3 separate regions of the Homo sapiens genome follow, and all the other regions are linked to region 3. The links are chromatin loops, found by intact Hi-C in ENCODE. Cell type or tissue: mammary epithelial cell. All regions are shown on one strand.

Region 1 (8,000 bases), 270 kb after region 3:
CACAGCTATGCCAGGGATATTGCTGATCTCGTCAAATTATTTTAACAGTGGACTTTTTTTCTATGAAAATCCTCCCTGAAACTCAATATGTAAAACAGAGTTTAAAGAGACAAATGGGTTTCATGGGCAGTTTACATCTTAGTTGATTTAAGGAAAATGCTTCTCATTTTTTGCAGAAAGGCTGAAGCACCTGTAAAAGCTCCTAGAGTCACTTAGAAGACATTTAAGTCATGAAGACACTGGTGAGTAGCTCTCCTGCAAATTCATGTTCTCCAGCCGTAGCTGCTGCTAACCTTTGGCTGGCTTCCTTCCTCCTCCACACAGTGGCTGTTTCAAAATTGTTCTTTCAAGTCCTACCTGTTCTTCAACCCCTTACTCCCTGAAGAGTATAAGGACTCCACAACCACGAGGGTCAGGCCTTAACAATATAACTACCAAGGCTTCTTTCCTCCCTCCTCAAGGTATAATGCTCCATACCCCACCCATTCTGAGCTCCTTTTCTATTGTTTTAGTGTTTTCCCAACACCAGGCATTCAAATATTACCTCCATGACTTTTGCCACATCTGTATTATTATATTTTTTATCAATTTAAGTTTTCTTTTCTAATCAATATTAGTTTTCTTTGTATCAATTTAATTTGCATTAAAACCTTTCATTGGAAAATGTTAAACATATATAAAAGTAGAGAGAGTAATATAAATTATGTACCCATGTACCGGTCAGCTTCAACAATGACCCATGACCAGCTTCAACTTATGACCAATCATTTCTTCATTTATATCAACTCACTTGCCCCCACTTCCAAATATTTTGAATTAAGTCCCAGTCATAGCACTGCATCAATAAATATTTCATTATGTATCTCTGAAAGATAATGGCTTTTTAAAACTTTTTTTAAAAAAACTAGCAGATAAGGAAAAAGGATAGATACAAAAGTAAGGAAGGACCATAATCCGGGGAGTAAAACAGCATCCCAAGTGAGAGGAAAAACCAGAAAGGTGAGAGACAAGCAAAGAAAAGTAGGTCTAGGCTGGCCAGGAAAGTCTCCAAAGATTAAGAACAATAGGCCTGGTGCCAGGAAAACTTTGGGTACAGGTGAGGGCTGGTCCATGAAGTATTGGTAGGACTTTGGGGAAAATGACAGTGCCATTGGTGGGTAGGAAGGATGCCTAGGAATAGGGATGGAAAAAAGGGAAGCAGAGAAACTGGTTCATGCCTGGGGACTGATATACGAGTGCTAGACAAGTGATTCTACAATCAGAAAAATACCAAAGAGAACTGAAAGGGACTGGAGACAGAGAGATGGTAATGGTGGTAGTAGCTGGGGGAATGGTGTGTCTGGGAAAGCATAGAGCTGGGACCTGAGACTCAAATGGGGTGCTGGTTTGGGGAAGGGTTGTTAGGAAATATAGGGTGAAGTGGGCTTGAGAAGGGACACTGCGGGGACTGAGGGAAGGGTGGGTACAAAAGGATGAATGTTGTATATTGGTGAGGGCTGAGGAGAGGCCCACAGCATGTGACTGTCTACCCTAAATGGGTCGTGATCTTGGCCTAAGGCAAAGCACCTCTGCATACCACCAATGACCTCCTGCCTGGGGAATCCAGTGCCCTTTAGTCCTCACTCTACTCATCTCTCTGTAACATTTCACTTTCTTGCTCACCACCTTCTTCCTTTGCACTTTTGATTTCCATGACACTGTAGATTTCTCAGTCTTTGGATTCTCCTTATACCTCCCCAACTTGTTCTCCTTAGTCCTTGGGCGAGCATTCCTCCTCTTCCACCTGCCCTTCTGGGGCAGATGTTCCTAGGGTTACATACTTCCTGTTTAGCCTTGTCTATTGCCACATCTATAGGGTGGTTACGAAATTTATATCTCTAGTCCTATCTGCTATTTTAAGCCTAGAACCCAAATTTCTGTCTATTGTACAACTGTCTCCACACTGATGTGCTGCAGATATCTTCAATTCAACGTATTCAAAAACAAAAACTCAATTTTGTCTTTCTGTCCCACAGATCTAGTCCTCCCATTTTCCTTGCCTTGGTCACAACATCGCCAATCACCCAGCTGCTAAATGAGAAAACTTGGAATCAGTTTTGATTCCTCCCTCTTCTTCACTCACTAACGTAGGCATGTTTGTGGCCACCCAGCATCTTGTGAACGTGCATTCTGTGTTTGAAGAATTTCTCATACTGTGAATCCTGTCCCTTCAATATGTGGGTACTATAGCCTACCCAAATTAATACATAAAATCAGTCATCACAGATAGTGACTCTGACAAAGGAAAATAATATGGGCCCTTGTCCTTGATTAATAAATGTCTAGTTAGGAAGATGCTTACATAAATAAACAACTATAAATCAAGTTATGAGCCTTGTGGTAGGTTCCATAGCAGTTATAAACAAAGGGCTTTGGAAATGGAGAGGAAGGAATAATTACTTGACTAGGGATAGTGAGATTAATATTTAAATCATGAAACTTTAAGTGAAGTATATTACCCTCATAATGTTGTTGGGCCTCATCCAATCATTTGAGGGCTTTAATAGAATAAAGGCTGAGAATAAAGGCTGACCTTCCCTAAGGAAGAGAGAATTATGTCTCCAGACTGTCTTCAGACTTAAGCTTCAACCTCAACACTTCCCTGGTTTATTTTTGTAGAGACAGGGTCTTGCTTTGTTGGCCAAGCTAGTCTCAAACTCCTGGCTTCAAGCGATCCTCTCACATCGCCCACCCAAAGTGCTGAGATTACAGGTGTGAACCATCATGCCTGGCTTGCATAATTTGGATTTGCCAATCTCCGCATCTACATGAGCCAAATCCTTAAAACAAATCAAGATAGATAGGCTGGGTGTGGTGGCTCATGCCTGTAATCCCAGCGCATTGGGAAGTGAAGGCAGGAGGATTGCTTTAGGCCTGGAGTTCAAGACCAGCCTAGGCAACACAGCAAGACCTCCCTCTCTACAAAAAAAAAAAAAAAAAAAAAAAAAGTTTAATTACCCAGATGTAGTGGCACACACCTGTAGGGCTAGTTATTCTGAAGGCTGAGATGGAAGGACCACTTGAGCCCAGGAGTGAAGGCTACCGTGAGCTACGATTGCACCACTGCACTCCAGCCTGGGTGACAGAGCAAGACCCTGTCTCTTAAAATTTTTTAATTAAAAAAAGATAGATGGATAGATAGATACACACACACTATTGGGGCATGTGCATGTATGCACATACACACACACATAGACACACACACACACACACACACATAGACACACACACACACACACACACACACATACATACACACATGCTTTCCAGTCTCCACAATCACATAAGCCAGTTTCTTAAAATAAATCTTAAATTCTTAAAATACACATATATTTGTGTATATATGTGTAATATAAACATATTTTATATACATACACACATATATATGTATATATACACACCTGTCTTCCCATGTGTATGTATACATATATACATACACCAATGTATACATATATACATACAGCTCTTGGTTTACATGTATACATACATGAAGACGGAATCAACAGGATGTGTGTGTATGTGTATACATATATATACACATCTGTATATACACATACACACACATACACACATATACATCTGGTTATACACATGCACATATATACATATATACATCCGTATATACACATACATACACGCATACATCCTGTCGATTTTGTCTTCATGTATGTATACATGTAAACCAAGAGCCATATGTAAAAATGTATACATTGGTGTATGTATATATGTATATATACACACAGGAAGACAGGTGTGTGTATATATATACATATGTGTGTGTGTATATATAAAATATATTTTATACATATACACACATGTGTATATATTTAAGTTAAATATATGCATATATGTATTTACATACACATTTACTATGCATATGTATATAAATATGTAAATTAATATACATATATGTTTAATTATATATACATGAACAATTAAAAATTAACTGGGCATGTGCATACATACACATATTATACACACACACACACACACACACACACACACACACATAATCCTATTGGTTCTGTTTCTCTGAAGAACCCTGACTAATACAGGGTTCCTTACTAGTCCAGTGGGTGGGTTCCCATATCAGATGTTTAGTAACTGCTCCATGAATGGATGGAGCTGGAAGGGAATATGGAGCAGGAGAAGTTGAAAAATGTGAGGCAGTAGGGCACAGGGACCAGGAGTCAGGGTAAAGTTCTAGCGGGGTGGAGCATGATTCTCAAGGTGAGACTTCAAGAATCCTGCTTCTTATTCCGTTTTCCTAGACAAGACCCAAGACAGACACTGTTCATTCAGTAATAGAGATAATATATAAGGCCAGAGGTTCTTTTGGCTAGATCTCTAAGAGACCAGGGTTCAGACAGGGTAATGGTGAAGAAATTCCCAAGCAATGAGTCAGGGCCCAGGAAATGCTTCTGCCTGACTAAAATGATGACAGGATCGTTATCAAGATGTGTCTAGATGTGCACGTAAGTTATGAAGCGTAGGCCAGCCATGACCCTCTGTCCTTCCCACCTGTGCCGCCTACATCTTCCCTCACACTCTCTCCCTGACACCTTTATTCCCAGAGATGCTCTTTACCTCTGACTGCCTTTCCCCAGCTAGAGTGGCCTGTCAGCTGCTGTGGGTTCCTGGCATTGCCCAGCCAGGGCTGCATTTAAAAGCCATTTCACTCTCTAGTCTGTGCAAATACAGGAACTGTGTAAGCAAGTTTTTTTTTTTTTTAAGGGAAAACTATAAAATGTGGACAGTAAATTACATTGCTGTTTTTCCCCTCCCAGTGCAAAATGGCAGGCTGTTAAGTGGTTTGGAGCTAAGTCAGTGTTTCAGATTAAAGGGAGTCAAATCTAAACCTCACATTACTTCAAGAGCATGAAAAAGATATAGCCTTAAATAGTCCCTATAACTGACAGAGGGAAAGGAGGCTGATTGTCAGTTATTACTGCTAATTTTGTATTTGCAGATAGGTGGAAGGTCTCTGGATCTTTTTAAGCACAGGTATGCCCATTTTAAACTAGGCCAATTTAGGAAAACCTAGTCTAGCAAATCAGAAAGTTTAGCAAGTGATTCTTCACATTTCAAAGAATTCTTCACTTCGAAAGCAATTAAGACCATCTCTATGATTAGTAATGGTTTAAAAGTCTGCCACAAATGTATTCCTAATGATCCATCAGAAAAGTATTTCCCTTACTGAAGGGCCCTGGTAATTATTTAGAGACTATAATGAGCCATATCCACATTGCATTATTTAAAACATGTATTTACTGGAAGACTATATTTGACAAAGGATTTCCTACACCTATAAAATTGGCCCCACTGTCAGATTAAATTGTAAAAGGAAAATAAAAAGAAAATACAGAATATAACCTTAAGCACAAGATTGCTTGAAATTCAAATATAATACCCCTATTACCTATTTTTACATGGCATTAACTTTAAACAAAGGATTGAGTACCTGACATTATAGGAACCTGAATATAAATTTGTTTATCCCACAGATGTAGTTTTATTGCTTACTATATGTAAAGCACTGTGTTATCCCCTAAAGTAGATAGAAAATGAAGGTGATGCTTTCCCTCCAAGAAAACTGGAGAAATAAGGCATAAATATGAATCACTTAAGAAATAACAGGGCTGGGTGCAGTGACTTAACACCTGTAATTCCAGCACTTTGGGAGGCTGAGGCTGGAGGATCAACTGAAGCCAGGAGTTTGGGACCAGCCTGGGCAACATACTAAGACCCCATCTCTACAAAAAAAAAAATTTTGTTAACTTGCCAGGCATGGTGGTGCATGCCTGTAGTCCTAGCTACTAGGGAGACTGAGGGGGGAGAATTGCTTGAGCCCAGGAGTTCAAGCTTGCAGTAAGGTATGATCACACCACTGTACTCCAGCCTAGGCAATAGAGTTAGATCTTGTCTCTAAAAAAATTTTAATTTTTAAAAATTTAAAAAAACAAATAAGATCAGAAATTATATAATTAAGTGCCACATTGAAAGTCAGACGGTAACTACAACAGGAAAGGGAAAACTTATATGGGCTGAAGTAGTAAGAGATATGAAACCTGATCTAGCTGAGAAACAGATGAGAGGAAGACAGGCAAGAATTTGCCCTGAAACTGGCTCAAAACAAGCTAGAGAAAGGACTTAAAAATGGAAAGAAATAGGCAGAAAGTGCAGAGGTATTAAAAAAGAAAAAAAAAAAAGGTTGTTAGAGAAATCATTATCAAATAGCAAGCAGTGGGAATGAATGGAACAGTACAGAGACAATGGGGAAAAGAGAGTCAGAAATCATAAGAGATAAGAGATCAAACCCTGTCATAGCAAAAGGGATACAGGCTGTCTATCAAAGCCCTATTGTTCAGGCTGACCCTGTCAGCAAGATTCACACTAAAAGGGTATACTACAACTTTTCAGTCTCCAAAGTACTGGCTTGCAAGTGACACTTAAACCTCTTTTAATGATAGACCTAGTTTGAAACTCACAGAACAGTTTTTCATCTTCTCTCTTCATTAACCTGCCTGCACTAGCAGTTTTCTGTCATAAAATGCTTAACAAAGCTTTAACAGGAATGGGAGTGTTCTAGTCTGTTCTCTTCCTCATTACACTCTTAGGAGGTGCTCTCTCTGCCCCTGTAATATATTTCCTTAATACAGTTCCTGACTCCACTGAACTCCCCTTCAATTGTTGGAAACTTTGTTCATGATCATACCAGGGACAATATGTGCTCTTTCATAGTCATAGTAAGGTGACAAGCTTTGAAAAGGATCTGTGGGTTAATTGCCCTAGAATTAAACCTTTAAGGCCCACAGCAGGGGCAGAGCTAAGAGTCATCTCAGCACAAAGAGAATTCACTCTCTGGCAACAGGCTGAGGGGCTAAACCAGGGTTTAAAAGATCCATGCCTACAGGGTGGAGGACAACCCACTTTGTATACCAAATATGCTATTTCTATTTCTAGATTGTGGTGTCTTTTAGTTGCACAGTGCTTTACAACTTTAAAAAAATCCTATCACTTACCTTATCTCATGTTCTAAATGCTTTAAAATAAAAGATGCTTCAAAACTAGAAAATATTAATTTGCCTTACTGTGTTGTAATATATACACAGTATAGAGAATAAGTTTTAAACATACAGCTCAATTAATTTCTACATATATACATATAAATACACACACACACACACACACACACACACACAGATCATTAACCACCATAGGATATAAAGAATTTCCAGGACCCCAAAAGGCTCTCTTGAGTACCTCCCCCAGTAATTTTTTTCCTCACAACATTAAAGCTTTTTAAAATAAAAATTTAAAAATTGTTAATCCAAACATTTCACTGATGTTTAAGGAAGCTGATTTGACTCATTAATATACTTTCAAAGTTTTAAGAAATAATGATAAAAAAAAAAGCCAAAGACTTATATATGTTAATAGTTTCCACCAAAAAGAAATGTACTATCCCTCTCACTAAACCCTAACCTTTTGAACTGACTCATCAGGGACTTTTTAACAATACTAGGAACTATTGGTAACAGGAATAACAAGTACCAGAAGGCAACAGTTAGCTTTTAAAATGTTTAATCCAGAAATATACCCAAATACATAGCCATTACCAACATGTGAAGTCAGCGGAAAGAGGATAAAAGGAGCTAAGCAAGGGGACATCTGGCCTGGCTTTTTTGTGAAGTCTTCTGTTAATTTTTATGCTGGTTTAACTAACGCACATAGCATAGAAATAATATAGTAGCATAAATGTTACCAAGGGCAAGAATCAGAAACAAAAAACAATTCCCAGAAAAGGGAATTTCATACCTTTCTACGAAAGACTAGGTTATTTCAGGCAACTATGGGCTTATAACTATTTAAATAGTTAAACAGGTGGCTTTCTTCTCCTGTAGGCCACAGGCACAAACTACAATGAATATCACTTGTGAAAATCAGGCACAAGTGAATGA
Region 2 (8,000 bases), 430 kb after region 3:
AATCATCTCATTTTAAGCACTTAATTAAAAACTAGTTGAAATGTGAGCATTGTCTTTATTTGGGACCAACAAATTTTGTTCTCAAATTCCATTAAAAAGAAAGTAAGAAGTGTTTGTTATCTGTTTTTAGTGTTGAATACACTAAAGTATTGCCTTAATTTGTATTGATTATTGTCGGTGAAATTGTGCAATGTATTCTATTGGCCTTTGATTGGTATAAGCCAGAACATTTTTTGCCTACTAAATAGTTTAAAATGTATCTTGCCCCACATACTTTGTGCTGCCCTTATTACTCTATCTTTTTCTGCCACTAAGTGTGCCAAGATCAGTCATTTGTCTGCATAAAAGCATATGAAATTGTAATGTATTAGCAGTGATCCCATACTTTATCACAAGCTTACGTGTAAGAAAGTAGGCCATTGTTTTTTAAAGTCAGTGGTTTGTTAGACTATAACCTCCTACATATTTTTTTCTTCCTTCCTTCTGTCCATCTGTCATAAATCTTTATGAGCATTCAGATCCACCATAAATGGTGGTCCATCTTTTTTACTTTTTCTAAGGAAATAACATTTCCAAAGAAGTTATTCTGAATCTCATCATTTAAAAAAAAAAAAAACCCTACAGGTTTTGATCTGTTATTCAAAGAGTAACATTTCAAGTCTATTTTTTTATCCATTATCTCTTACATTCACAACATAATACTAAATGTTATGAAAGGGTAAGACCATTGTCTCCAATTCAGGTTAGCCAGTCCCCAAGGTATCTCAATCAATCTTAAGGATCTTTATTAAGTCCTTTAGCACTTTTTGGAAATAATTTAAATCCATATGTCACATAGCAGTTTTAAGAGCTCAAAAGAAAGAGAATAAATGAGAATGAGGGTGTGTGTGTTCAGTTTGATATCTGGAGAAGCAGTGAGAGTCAGGTTACAAATCACAAAGCATTTGGTAACTGCATCTCCAGAAAAGTTGTGAATTAGCTTCTCAGTTTGATAATGGAGAAGGCAAAATGACTGCAGAGGCAATTCACACATAGACTACTATTGATATATGGCAGTAATTATGTGATTGTGTATATACATATAGATATCTAAATATATATATATATACGTGTGTGTGTGTGTGTGCGCGTATCTCAAAGTGTAGATAAACTTTACCCCCAAGCGAGGCATGAGAGTTATTAGTGTTGATCATTTGATAGAATCTAGAGCATCATCTCATCCTGGTAACATATTAGAATCCCTTGGGTAGCCTTTAAAACATGCCAGTGCCTGAACTCCACCTGAGACCAACAAAAGCCAAGTATCTGAAGGTGGGGCCTAGGCACTCATATTCTATATGGCCCTAATGATTCTAATATACGAGCTGAAACCACTGGCCTAGTGAAAACACAGAAAGGCTAACAACATCGACCATTTTTTGAGCATATACTATGTGCCAGGCACAGTGCTAGGCATTTCACGTGCACGATCTCATTTATCCTCCCAAGAAAGATATCAGGCATATTCATAACTTTGACATAAACCAATTATACCTAAATTCCCTTTCCTGAACATTGCTAGCAGCTAACAAAAAAAAATAAAATGACTTTGCTCTAATAAAACTGACCAAAAGTAGGCACCAGAGAAAAGAAGAGCCGCAAGATACATACAAATCATCCCAAAATTGGTTATTCTGTCCCAGACAAACTAGTTGGGAAACAAGTTACCTAAAATAATTAATCAGGCTTTGCCTGTGCCAGTAGAGATAATTTGCTTATTTGTTACTTACACAGTAGTTTTCAGAACCCTGTGGACATTATTAATTCATCAAAGTAATAGGTTTTTAAAATAAACTAAGATGTTGGCTCCCGGTAAAATTTGTACCTAAATTTAAAAGTGCTTAACATCCACCAGGAAATTTGTGTATTGCTGTTTATTATTAAACTGGTATGTATTAATAAAACCTTTTTTTCTTAGAATGACCTTTTATGGAAAAACTAAATTTTAACAATCAGAAACTAGATAAAGTTGAATAATGTATCCAGCTTAACATTTGGATATTTGGCTCAAGCTCAACATTCATTCATTCAATTCAACTTATTAAGTACCTACAGTGTACCAGACACTGTTTTAAATGCTGGAATCCCAAAGTAACCCCAATAGAAACCCTGCCCTCATGGAGCTTATTCATGAGACAATTTCAGGACCAGTGAGGAGTTGAAAGGAGCTGGGGAAGGAATCCTCTGCTTTAAGTGGAGAGATCAGGGAACCTTTTCTCAGATGGCTGCATTTTAGACTGCATTTAGACTGCATTTAAGACTTCTACGGCAAGAATGGCTTGGAGGGGCAGGAGTAGAGGAGAGAGACTACTTAAAGAGCCTAATATTTTGTGATAAGACTTGCTAACGGTTAGGTGTAGGGAGACAATGAGGGGAAGAACGGAATCTGTGATTATAGCTAGGTTTTTGGCTGAGCAATTGAATGGATATTGAGCCATTGACTGAGATGCGGAAGGATGGAAAAGAAGTAGGATTAAGGGGGAGAAGAGGATCAGGAATTCTGTCTTATATAGACTCCATTTGGAAGATGTCTATTAGACATATCCAAGTGGAGATAGATGTCAGTAGATAGTTATATGTAAGGGTGTGGTTGTCAGAGGATAGTTGGGGCTAGAGTTATAAATTTAGGAATTAGCAGCATATATATTGGGTATTGAAAGTCTTCAAACTTAATGAAATCATCTTAGGAGGAAATGAACAGAATGAGGAAAACAGAGCAGAAAACAGGCACTAAGTACTTTAGCATTTCAACATATAGAGGATTGAGAAACAGAGACTTAAAAAACAAAGGTCCTAGGCCAGGCGCCGTGGCTCACCCCTGTAATCCCAGCGCTTTAGGAGGCCGAGGTGGGGGGATCACGAGGTCAGGAATTCGAGACTAGCCTGGCCAACATGGTGAAACACATGGTGAAACTCTGTCTCTACTAAAAATACAAAAATTAGCTGGGCATGGTGACAGGCGCCTATAATCCCAGCTACTCAGGAGGCTGAGGCAGGAGAATTGCCTGTATCTGGGAGGCAGAGGTTGCAGTGAGCTGAGATCATGCCACTGCACTCCAGCCTGGGCGACAGAGCAAGACTCTGTCTCGGAAAAAAAAAAAAAAAAAAAAAAAAAAGGTCCTAAGAGAGGCGGAAACCAGGAGAATGTCCTATTACAAAAACCTAGAAAATGGATTGCTGTGGGGGTGGGGGTGTCAATGTGTGTAGTGCTGGGGGTAAAAGAAAATGGAAGCATTGCCAGTGGGGCGTAGTGGCTCACACCTATAATCCCAGCACTTTAGGAGGCCAAGGGAAGATTGCTTGAGCCCGGGAGTTTGAGACCAGTCTACACAATATGGTGAAACCCCATCTCTACAAAAAATACAAAATACAAAAACTAGCCGGGCATAGTGGTGTCCACCTGTAGTCCCAGCTACTCAGGAGGCTGAGGTGGGAGTACCACCTGAGCCCAAGAAGTCAAGGCTGCAGTGAGCCATGTTCCTGCCACTGGACTCCAGCCTGGGTGACAGAGTGAGACCTTGTCTCAAAAAATGAAAAAGAGTAAGAAGAAAGAAAAAAGAAAATTGATGGATTGTGTTTATTCCACCTCAAGAAATCTGGGTGTATACTATATTAACTTATTTGCAAATTTGAATTTTGCAAATTTGAATTTTAAGATAAACCTATTTTCTCCTTAATAGAAACATTACTGTTAGAATAGTGTTCAGCTAAGTTGTGAGAAGCATAAACTATCATATTTGTTAGTACTTTTAAAAGACACAGAAAGAATGATCTATTCCAGTAGGAAGTCATAAGCAAGAGTAATTTTCTCCTAGCCTTAAAAATTAATTACTTTTGGTTTGGCACGTGAACCTGTATGTTTGTGTAGTTAGTTAATGGCTAAGCCGCGAAACTCTAGGAATTGCAGTTAAGGGATAAGAAAAGATTACACTTCGGAATAAACTGGCTGACTAATAACAGTAATTTGGGGGTTCTCTAGGCATATGTTTTCATTTATTGGTTTGGGGAATTTCAAGGACTTTGAGTAAGTGGTTCTTCAGGAGAACTGGCAGATATAAGGAGCAAGCGTGGTTATCCAAAGAAAGACAGACAAGGTTATCAGAATTGATACTATTTATGAAGACAGTGTTTGGTTGATGACTGAAAGGAAAGTTTGTAACCCAACATTTGGGCACTGTTTGGTTTCTACTTAATACAAGTGATCAAGGATTTTTATTGTGACTCAAAAGTAATGGACTCAATTGCCCAGAAGTAAATAAGGATGTTGGTAATACAGTAGTCCTTATCCGTGGTTTCACTTTCTGGGGTTTCAGTTACCTATGGTCAACCATGATCCAAAAATATTAAAAGGAAAATTTCAGAAGTAAACATTTTGTTAGTTTTAAGTAGCACGCTGTTCTGAGAAACGTGATGAGACCTCACATTGTCCTGCTCTGTCCCGCCCAGGATGTGAATCATCCCTTTGTTTAGCTTTACATTGTAGATGCTACCCACTCATTAGTCACTTGGTAGCCATCTTGGGCCATTATTAAGTGCAGTAAGGGTTACCTGGACACATGCACTGAGATACCACAGCAGTGGATTGGATAACCCTCTGTATGTCCCCCATTAGTCACTAGCCATCTCCGTTTTCAAATCGACTGTTGTAATATCATAGTACTTGTGTTCAAGTAATCCTTATTTTACTTAGTAATGGCCCCAAAGCGCAAGAGTAGTGTTGCCAGCATGTTGGCATAATTGCTCTATTTTATTAGTAGTTATTGTTAATCTCTTACCATGCCTAATTTATAAATTAAACTATCAGGTATGTATGTATAAGAAAAAAACAGTATATATAGGGTTCGTTACCATCGGAGTTTTTAGGCATCGACTGGGGGTGTTTGAGTGTATCCTTTGAAGATAAGGAGGGGACTACTGTACAACTGTTTTGGATTCCTTTGACTAAAATAATTGATTTTTTTAAAATCTTCACTTTTTTCCTAATATGGGCTTATTATCTGATTAGAAATATTAAAAATGCAATGGCCATTCTGGGAAAAAAACATTTAGCTGTGTATATAAAGCTTTAATTCCCAAAATGAAGTTAATGGCATTTATTGAGATCTGGCATATAATACAAAACTAGCAGTCCCTTTGGGGCCAATTGATGTAATTATTTTCAGTGTAAATCCTAAAGGTTGCCTGTTTTAGGTTAGGAGATGATAGTAAAAATACCTAATGCTCTGTTTTTATACCTCATACTAGGTAGCCAATCTGAATTCTAAGGACCTCTCATATACCTTAAAGGATTATGTTTTTAAAGAGCTTCAAAGAGACTGGCCTGGATACAGTGAAATAGACAGACGGTCATTGGAGTCAGTGCTCTCTAGGTGAATTCTTTTTTTCTTGCTTTTAAAAAAATGTTTCTTTAAAAATTATGGAAATAAGTCATTATTTTAGTCATTGTTATTTTAGTGTTAAGGTGGGAAGGGAAGCAAGGCAAGCTTTCTATCATGAACATTTTTAAATCATCTCCTTAACACATAACATGTGTGTCCTTTACAGAAAACTAAATCCGTCTCAGAATGCTGCAGGCACCAGCCGTTCAGAATCTCCTGTATGTTCTAGTAGAGACGCTGTATCTTCTCCTCAGGTATGTCATAAACATAGAATTATAGACCTGACATAGATATTAGGGGCCTCTAATCAGGTCCTCTGATGTATAAGTGAAGGAAATGAGACCCGGAGAAGCTGGACAGCTTGCCTGCCCAAAGCCATCTGGTTATGGCTGAGCTTAGCCTAGAATTTAGGTCTTGGCTTCCAGCCCAGAACTTTCTCCACTACACAGCACTGCTTGTCAGAGTACTTAATGTCTACCTTGCTTTCCATTTTTAAAGTTTACATTTTGTTGTAAGATTATCTACTTTCCAATTTGGTCACTAACTAGAAGACTTACCCAGTCCCAAACAATTATCAGATTATATGGAAAATTGAAGATACTTAATTTTGTCTGTCAACATGTTCCAGAAGAATATTTTTTGGGGAAAATGGATTTACAATCAACAAATAAACAAAAATGATGGCATGTTTCCATGTTTTCTTTTTAATTGGATCCTTATCAGAGTACTCCCAATCAGATTCTTCTCCAGTTTAGAGTTTTCCCCCAAGAGATTCAGCTCATCCAAGAAAAAGGTGAGAAGGTCCTAGGCAGTACTAGAGTGAAGCCTGCCTGATTCTCAGCTGATTGGCCAAACTCAGAACTCTCTCGGTGTTCTGGGTGCTTTTGACAGACAGTGGGACGCACCTCCCCACCCCAGTACTGCTGACACAGTGTCTTCCCTCTCTCTCTCTGGACCTTACTCCCAAGAATTAGTGAGAAGCCCACAGATGTGTGGAGAACACTAAGCATACCCTGGGCAAACAGCCATTCGCACATCAGAAAATATTAGAAACTTATTGTGAGGAACAGAGGGGGAACAAAAAAGAAAAAGGAAAAAAAGCAGGTCTGTCCTTGCATATATACAATGTCTGTGGAAGTCTCACTTTTAATGCCAACTATTATGAAACTACTTCTACTCTGATCAAATTATATACTAGGTGCCAAATAAATGGTGTTAAATTGAAAACAAAATAATGAGTTGATTAACCATTATTTTCTTTCAAGCCAGAATACAAGCTACAGCATTACATTTAAGCATAAATGTGAATTTATATTTTATAGTTTTCAACTATCTAAATTTCCTTTTTAACTTAAATACTATTATTGTTGTTGACAGATTAGGCTACTATTACCATGATTTTTTTTAAAGTACTTCCACCTAATTTTAATGGACCAATTATTAAGACTTATCTTCCAATCTGGTAAAGAGATATGTAACGGTAAAAAAAAAAATTAAATAGCATTTCAACAGTGATAGAGATAATTAGAGAAACTATTCTGAAAGTGCTGGCTGTTCCCACTCTAAGACAGGTGGAATGATAAATGACAGCCAAAATACTCTTAACTGGAGCATTTTAGCCCATTAAAGATTAAAATAAGTGCAGGCTATTGCCCTTTACCTAGCTGTGTTAGTTCTCACAGAGTCAAACGGCACAAATTGCTTTCTCTTCTCATTTAATATAACTAGGTCAACCACAGCCAGCAATGGAGGGTGACTGCCTCTGTTTAATACTCTCCTGAGTGGTATAATCCACATAAATCAGCATAGTCTCTCTTGGAACTTAGGGTAAAGCTGTATGATTAGAAAGAATTCAGTAAGCACTTCAAGAAACATTTGCCAGATTCTGCTTTTTGACATTAAACATGAAAATGTATTTCACATTTGGTTTTGTGTTGTTGTTGTTCTGGTTTAGTTTTTGTTTGGGTTTTTTGTTTGTTTGTTTTTTGCTTAAGCATGAAGAAAGCGTGTAATATTACAACCCTGGTAATATTAATAGTAAGTAAGGTTACTTAGTTGTTTAACCAGCCATGCATGTATTGAATTTATTTAATTTTAGTGCAAACTGGCTCACTTTTCTCCTTTTCCCTCCCCTAGAAACGGCTTTTGGATTCAGAGTTTATTGATCCTTTAATGAATAAAAAAGCCCGAATATCTCACCTGACGAACAGAGTACCACCAACACTAAATGGTCATTTGAATCCCACCAGTGAAAAATCTGCTGCAGGCCTCCCGCTGCCCCCTGCGGCTGCTGCCATCCCTACCCCTCCACCGCTGCCTTCAACCTATCTGCCCATCTCACATCCTCCTCAGATTGTAAATTCTAACTCCAACTCCCCTAGCACTCCAGAAGGCCGGGGGACTCAAGACCTACCTGTTGACAGTTTTAGTCAAAACGATAGTATCTATGAGGACCAGCAAGACAAATATACCTCTAGGACTTCTCTGGAAACCTTACCCCCTGGTTCCGTTCTACTAAAGTGTCCAAAGCCTATGGAAGAAAACCATTCAATGTCTCACAAAAAGTCCAAAAAGAAGTCTAAA
Region 3 (8,000 bases):
TGGTGGGGAGGGTAGGGGGAGAGTGGGGGTTGAGGGCAGAAGGGGCGAGCTGCTTTCAGCATCAAGTTCTTTCTACAAAAGGACCTGAGCTGAAATGAAACAGTTTGCCAGAGGCTTCTAGAGATAAAGGTGGACTCCCGCAGAAAATGTTCCAGATCCTGGGAAGACAACAGCGCAAATTAGATAAGAGTGTATCCTTGTTTAATAGTTGGCATTAGATGCTGCAAAATATAACCTTGAGGTAAATAGCAAAGACATGGCTTTCCTTCTTTCTCTTAATACTGACTGCTTAAAAAATTTTGCCCAGTCATTGTTTCCTGTCCGATTACCATAAAGTCTTTCTGTGATGCTTTCCTCATTGAAAGGCCATGAGTTCAGGCAAGACTTTTAAGTGTCTAGGGGTTGAAGATAGGATCCTAACCCACAGAGCTCAAGGCACTTTGTCTCTTTCCACCTATAGCCTGTCTACCTGTCTCTCTCAGGAACCTAGGAGGGATTCTCAGAGGGCCACCCTGGGGAGATAGCCACACTCAGTTTACTAGGTTTACTGTGTTCTCTGCAGCTTTGGGCTCAGAGGGTCAACTACTCGCTCTACCTGCAAATCAAACACAGAAGAGTTCCTGTCCTCAGCAGGACTCACCTTAGCTCTCCTCCAAGGACAAGTGTATCCATAACTGGTATGGATACACTTGCATTTAACAAGGATATTTGTATTATTTGGCTACATGCCTATGACTTCAAGTTTTATGTTAGGTGTCCTTGTCACTTAAACTCTGGGGCTTTGTCCAGATATAACTGTGTTCTTCCAATGAAACAAATTTAGATCTCTTTGCACTTTTGGGTTTTCCCCCAGCTCACTGTGTGATTTTAGCTTAATCACTTAATTCTCCCACTCTTCCATTTCCCATCTATCATGTGCAATGTTATGACCAATAATTAGTGAATGGCAATAACTTGAACTTACAAAAGGCCTTCCTTCCAGGAAACTCACAATACTTCATGAGGGCTAGTTGGTATCCTTCACAAAACCCCAGTGAGAAACGTTTTGCTTTTTATACTGTTTTTCTACTTGGTTCTATTTTTATAGATGCACCAAGAAGATTAAATAAGTTTCTTGGGGTCGTATGTTATCTTGGTGTCACATATTTTCTTGGTAGCATGTTATCAAAAGCCTTTGATGGTGCTCTTCTGGCAATGCTGTTCAAATCAAGTTGCACAGCTAAAGTACTTAGTGTTGGTAACTGGCAACAATCAAAAACTATAATAATCACCCGTAAAGCTGGAGACCTGGCCCCTCATTATGTTAGCACATATTAGGAAATATGTTTTGCTACTTTTTTCTTCCAGTAATGGTTATTATTTCCCAGTCAAATCCAAGTTCTGTTGCTGTTACTGAAATGGAGCAGAGTGCCCATGAGCCAATGCCTGGCAGTGCACTCCAAGCAGCCTCCACTGTCACAACACAAAAAACCAAACCATCTACAGAGCCAGAATGGCACACAGAGGAAGACAGAAACATGAGAAGTAGCCTTGCCAAAGTCCAAAGGTCTGAGCAAGAACACCAGGAGCCAAGTCTCTAGAGCACAAACAACCAGGCAGAAGGGCTCCCAGGAACAGGATGTTCTGCGGCATTTCCAAAAACCCCTGGCCTCTGGGCACGGCATCCAGAGCTCACCAAGCACCCTCTTCCCAGGGGTTCGCTTCCAGAAAGAGAAATATAATATACTTTGGAATGAGCAGCAAGCTATCCACCAAATCACATTTCTACTTATTGAAAAGTGAATCTCTTTAGACTAAATCTCAGAGCAAAGTTGTTTGGGGGGAGAAGTGATGTGATCAACTTTTCCCACTCCAGACTCAGAGTTCAATACTTTCTATTATCTAAATATACCTGTTTAGGCCTTGTGAGTTACCTATATTGTAACCACTACCTACAGAAATTTACAAGTTCTAATAATACCATAAACAAGGATTACAAAGGAAGAAGGAAGGAAAGAATAGGATAATAAATGAAGCAAAGTATGAAGAAAGCAGAAGTAAAACAGCATAAGGCAGCATATAGCATTAAGTCATAAGTCAAAAAACGATGCAGAGTTTTTGAAACTCTCAAGAATATTTGAAACTGAAATTTGAAGTGCATAAATGCATTTGAAATATGAAAGCAGAATAAAAATAGGTTTGTTGTTTTGTTTGTTGAACGTTTCAACCTAACAGAAGATGATGACAGAACTTCTTAATGATTATGGTCTAACAATTGTTGTGTCATAACTTTCAGGAATAAAAACATGGACACTGTTAGTAAAGTCAAGTCTATTTACTCCTTTCATTTCTCATTCCAAAGCTTTCATCCTAGCTGTGCCTCCAGCAAGGAATGCTGGATAGAGTAGGCTAAGACAGAAAAAAAAAATTAAAAGTTTTCCTTAGCTATAGAAACATAAGGAAAAATTTCAAGTACTAATGTTTTATATGTGTTCAAAATGTTAGAGGTATTCTGTTAGGTTCATGTCTTTGCTAATGCCCAGAGGACTTTGTAAAGACAGACAGTAAACTAATGAAGAGAGAAGTAAAACCATTGATTTGATGTCAGAAATCAAGTCCAAAGATGTCCAGATTTGTAATGAAGAAAAAGGTTCAGGTTGCTGGATTCCCAGCACAGCAGTCCAGCTTTGAACTTGGAGGAGGTAGATGCCAAAGAGGACATTAACATTGAACTCCACAGAAGTGAGCATCATAACCATGGTGCACAGATGTGGCTACCTGCATTACAGAAGATCCAGCTGGTGTCCCCAGATCCCTCCAAACATGTGTGGAATCACAGGAATTCAGACGTCTTGTTTCCTAGCTACTGTGTCCTGAGCTTTGCGGCATCTTACTTCCAGTGTTACTACGGACATAAATGGTGTCCTAATATTTTTTCCCTTTCTTCAGTGTACTATGAAGTTCAATGTCAATTGACATAGTACCATAATAAAGTACATAAAATATAATTTTACCTATAATTCTTTAGTATTATATGAGCATACAGAGACCATAGTTGGTTCTTACCATTAAATGAAAGACTTCCTTTTTTTTCTCTCTTGATTGAAAATAGAAAAGGGGAAACCAGGCTAAAAGGGGTTTGGGTCAGAGCTTAATGGCATATTAGGGTGTCTATGGGTGTGTGTGTGTGGTTGTGTGATTCATTTCCACTCTCATGTCAGAAGAGACCCTTGGAATCAGAGTAAGTTTTACTTTGTTTTAGCTCAGTTTCGCTTTCAGGGTTCTATGATATCAGGGTTAAATTCATCCATTTAAATTGCAAGCCCAAATGTTTTCCAAGTGTCTTTTTTTCAAATATGTTTCATCTAACATTGTAAAGATCAAACGTAAACTCCTAGCTTCTGCAAAACAGCTCTTACCCCAGGGTCTTCCATATTAAATATTTACTGAATTAATGAAACTCTTCCCAGTTTTACTCCTAAAACATACTTTCTGGTGATTCACAGTTTTGAAGTGTGATCTTCTACTACTTGATTAACAGACATGAAATCTAAGTCCTCAGATATTAAAGGAAGAACCGGGACTAAAAGTCACATCTCCTGACTCCAAATTGAGTGTTTTGAGGTCCATCACATGCTTTACCCCAAATCTCTATTCCCAAAGTAAATTAAAAATGTGTGACTCAGAATTAGACATCTGGAAAAGCATTTTGGGGACAAAGAACAGTAATAGTAAATGTCTACAGCAAAACCTCACAAGAAACTGCAGAATGCCTTAACACTGTGGGTTTGATGTGCTCCTTCCAATGGGAACCTCTAGAGGGCAGTCCACTCTTCATAACAGACAAGTTCTGCCGGGTTTACAAGAACTCTGGGAGCGAAAAATCTAAAATGTTTGGCATACTTTCTAACAGCTTTCAATCAAACAGGGCACACAAATATCTCAGGCCCAGTCCAATTTTTGGCTGCGTTGGAGAAGAACGCGACTTAACTATGTATTTAGCTATGGGTTTTTTCTCTTTTTCCCTCTCTCCCTAAGCATGAAGGCTCTAATGTTTAATATGAAATGAACTTGAAACTTCCCTTATAATACTAACCTAATACACTGGAGTAAAACATATTTATTGGTAAATGTGCAAGTAAAGAACAGAAAGAGAACAGAAGACTTGCAGAGAACTACTGCCGGTTGAGAGTTGGAGTCAAAATAGGGGGCAGCGGGTGGTAGGAGCTAAGGTTTAAGAGATAGACAAGGGACAGCCCCAGGAAAGGAGGTTGAATTTCCTTGTGTAGATTCAGAATGACTTTAGCAAGAGAAGGACTGGGTCAGATTACTGTTTTGTATATGAATCATTCAGGTAGCTCTGGAGAGAGAATGGAGTGGGCCAGGTCTAGAAACCAGGAAGCCAATTGAGAGACTGTTATATTGGTCCAGTTAAAAGAAGGTGCATTTGAGATAGGGTAGTGGTGGTAGGAGTGGAGTTGAGAGGATGGGTTTGAGAAATGCATAGGAGGGGAAAACATCAGGATGTAATGATCAGTTGGATAAAGGGAGTGAGGAGAAGAAAAAAGTCAAGGCAGACATTTTATAACTTTTGTCACTGGGTAAAGAGAAGGTAACAGAACAAATAGAGGTTTAGGTTGGAGGGAAGTGATACATGTAGCTTTTGAGCAATTGAATCCGAAATGTCTGAAGAGTGCCCAAGAAAAGCTGCCTAGCAGGTGATGGAATTGGTGAGCCTAAAGCTTGGGGGAGAAATTGGAGATGGAGATTGAACTAGACAGTCATTACTATACAGATGGTAGCTGAAATCCTGAGTGTAGAAAAATCCACCCAAGAAGAGTATCAGTAATGAGAAGAGCGGTAGGCTAAAACAGAAAGGTAGGTAACCCCAGCATGTGGGTGGTAGATGGAGGGAGAGGAGACCATGGTTGGGAAAGAACAGAAACAAATGAGGCAAGCTGAGAGAATATAATATGACTATCATAGAGAGTGAGTGGTGCACACAAGCAACATGGCCAAATGCCCCAGAAACATACAGTGAGACAAAGATTGGAAAATGTCCACTGAATTTTCCAGCTACAATATGGGTGGCCTTACCAAAAGCAGAAGCCAGATTGCAGGGGATGCAGAGTGAATGGCACATGAAGTGGTCACACTGAGTATAGGTAACTCTTTAAAGATGTTTGGATGAAATAGAAGAAGAGATAGGACATCACTAAGAGGACATGGGGGTCAAAGGTAGACTTCTTTTTTAATGAATGGGAAGGAGATGAGTAAGCTTGTAGTCTGAAGAGGACATACCCCTGCAAGAGGAAAGGTGGATGTTTCAAGAGGGAGGATGGCTGTGGAACCTGGTCTTGGCATGTGTAACTGGGGTCGGCCTTGAACAAAAGGAGACAATGCATCTTCTGAAATTGGAGGACGATAATGCAGGGTGTGAGTGGAGCTCTGTTCCTAGGCATGGGTGAGGCAAGAAATGGAAGGCGCTCATGCTCATTTGCCTCTATAGCAGGATAATGAATTTAGATATCATTTTTGATATTGCATTTATACTGTAGCAGAGTCTCCAGTGGATGAACAAGTCAGCCCTTGTATTGTGCGCTCCTGATCTTGCCTCCAAGGGTAAGGATCACTTTTGTGCTTCTAGGTGAAAAACGAGTTTCTGGGACACTGAGGTAGCAGCTCCATCCTAGGCTTTTGTTTGAAGTGGTTATTTAATTGGGATTCTGCAAATAGTCACTACTATGCCTACTGTGTGGCTATATTCATACCTGAGGAAGTGGCATTGTAGTTGAAGGAAGTGAGTGACAGGACCGTGGGGGTGACTTTTCTGGAACAGAGAAAGGGGCCAGTGGCAGAAAGTTGTGCAGCAGGCTGAAAACCAGGCCCTTCCAATACAGTTCCCTGAAGATGGCAGAACCTCCGATGGTGTGGCTTATAGATGTGCAGGGTCCTGAGTTTCCCAGTAGTGAGAACCAGGCCACCTCACCCAAGTTGCACTAGGGGTGGAGGTGGGTGGGTGGGCTTAGGAATAGAACCTCCAGCCTTTAAATGGACCTTTCTGGCCCAGCCAATAAACAACTAAGCAGTGACTGTGATAGGCTAGAGAAAAGAGGTCTCTCCTAGAATTTTCTGCACTGAGCAATCCTCCAAGGATGCCTGACTGCCTCTGGAGAGCAGAACCTCCAATAATGACTGCTACTGACCCTTGCCACACTCTGGAGGGAGAATTTCAAACTTGAATTAACAATGAACAACAACAAAACTGTGCTATATGACATTTCTTGCACCTGAGTATTATAAAGAAACTTCAGCCCTAATACAACTCAATTTTCTGAACAAAGTAGGTAGCAAGTTTGCTAATAGTGAGGAGCATATGAAATGGGTGTTGAAGTGAGGGTCTGAGACCCATAAAAATATTTTTAAAATATAGAGTCTTGGACTTACGAACTCAAAGAATGTTGATGTTGGAAGGGACCTGCTGCTTGCTCCAGTTGAAGCTGCACTGTACTCCTTTTGCATGTATTTTTAAAATCAGAATAAATGAAGCTCAGAGAGGCTAAGGGTTGCATGTAACGCCACACAGCTTAGCAGAGCTTCAGCCTGTTCTCTCTCATTTTGCCTTCAGTTGGAACAGACACCCTTTCCAGAGCCTCCCTGAGCAATCACTGTGCTGAGTACACCCCTCGCCCACCAGTATTGCTCCGCACAGAGGCCTCCCCAACTCCAGGTCTCACCACAGAAGCTTGAGCAGTCCAGTTCCCTACCCACAGCTGACCTCCAACAGCAGGAAGAAGGAGCTTCAGCTTTGGACCTGGTCCCTGGCCCCACCTGACTCCAGGAGGCTGCCCAGATCAGAACAGGGAGGATGCTGGTTTCAGTCGGGAAGACCAAGCAAGAAAAAAAAGGTGAGAAGGCTCATGGGGCCCCATTCCTTTCCATTCACTTCACTCACACAGGAGGAAACTGAGGCCTCCCAGCAGGTCAGAGACTTGCCCGGCCACCTAGGGCGTCTAAGTCAACAGGAAAAGGCTGCTCATTCTGGTTTTTCTTTTTCCAAGCCTCTTTTCCAAACATAGAGCTCCTCATCTGACCGTGCAGAAAACAGCAAAAGCCTCCCTGTATTAAAGTCCCACCAGGAACACACTGTACAGGTCACTCTAACTCGGGCACACACTGAGTCCTGGAAGTGCAGACAGAGCCAGAGGAGCCCCAAGCCCCTGCCCCTGTTAACTGGGTCACCGCTTCACACCGAGAAGTGGGAGGGGAAAGGCAACAATTTGCACTTCGTTGATGGGATATTAATGGAATCAGGGAATGGCAAGGAGAGACGCTATAAAAAGACAAGAACTTCTTCCCTTATAAAATTGGCAGCTCAAGCCCCAGGTCCTTAAAGAGAGAAAGGACAAACAACAAGGACCAAGGCAGCAATCAGCACGCTGAGCGATAGTGGCCAAAAGGAAACCACCTGGCTGGAGTCAAAGGTACAGATGGAACCCAAGCCAGGAGACCAATTTGTGTGGAGGAGGGAAAAACAGGGCTGGGCAGAGCCAGAAAAGGCTGTTAGGATACCTTTACAGCAAACTCAAGCCTCAATGGGGTGTATGTGAAGGCGTGGGACAGCTCGGCAGGTCCTTGTGGAGCTGCTAAGGAACCTATGCAGTGTCAGCAGTTTGAAGTGTTAGCCGGACAGTTTTCTTCATTATCCTCCCCCTGACTTGCACCTAGAGATAAAACTACCCCATCATGTCACATTTGTAGACGTCCATGTCGTCGCTCTGTCCTCAAGTTTGGACTCACATCTCAGTTTCTGGGACTTGTAAGAACAGGTATCTCAAAGGAAGGCACAATATTCTGCATGCAACATGATTTTAGACGTACACAACCATTTTTATTTTAATATATTTTTATCATCACCCACTACTTAGGATAAGCAATATTAATTTTATTTATCATTTAAAAATTTACTAAAGTAAAAAAAAAAAGCCGAAATCAATTTAAAGAAAGAAAAGTATTCCAGC

Evidence for each region. Hi-C counts contacts between places; a loop is a spot of excess contacts. Peaks named below come from ENCODE experiments on the same cell type or tissue, not always from the same donor. Only the 100,000 strongest peaks of a DNase experiment are listed, where the experiment ranks them.
Region 1: it touches region 3 in a loop (7-fold over the local background); 9 of 110 quality-filtered maps call a loop at or near these places.
Region 2: it touches region 3 in a loop (4-fold over the local background); 23 of 110 quality-filtered maps call a loop at or near these places.

Annotation. Positions count from the first base shown.
Region 1 is chr5:96,064,643-96,072,642 of GRCh38, reverse strand. The region is part of intron 1 of LOC101929710 (a long non-coding RNA gene); the gene reads right to left. It overlaps LOC105379096 (a long non-coding RNA gene), which reads left to right and starts at 176. Exons shown (of 4, transcript XR_001742447.2): 1 at 176-242. It also overlaps a transcript of CAST not described here. RefSeq lists an enhancer at 6,285-7,187. In mammary epithelial cell, no CTCF peak of the experiment used is centred here; a DNase peak (open chromatin) is centred at 4,452; H3K27ac peaks cover 3,512 bases.
Region 2 is chr5:95,898,364-95,906,363 of GRCh38, reverse strand. It overlaps ELL2 (elongation factor for RNA polymerase II 2), which reads left to right. Exons shown (of 12, transcript NM_012081.6): 6 at 5,284-5,408; 7 at 5,584-5,671; 8 at 7,554-8,000. Among named protein-coding and RNA genes, the nearest start is that of LINC01554, 50 kb to the right of the region's middle. In mammary epithelial cell, no CTCF peak of the experiment used is centred here; a DNase peak (open chromatin) is centred at 4,513; H3K27ac peaks cover 1,945 bases.
Region 3 is chr5:96,332,380-96,340,379 of GRCh38, reverse strand. All of the region lies in intron 3 of LOC101929710 (a long non-coding RNA gene), which reads right to left. All of the region lies in intron 1 of LOC107986365 (a long non-coding RNA gene), which reads right to left. It overlaps LOC124901034 (a long non-coding RNA gene), which reads left to right and starts at 6,614. Exons shown (of 2, transcript XR_007058881.1): 1 at 6,614-6,887. It also overlaps a transcript of CAST not described here. In mammary epithelial cell, a CTCF peak has its summit at 3,792 (motif pointing right); DNase peaks (open chromatin) are centred at 3,829 and 4,289; H3K27ac peaks cover 1,128 bases.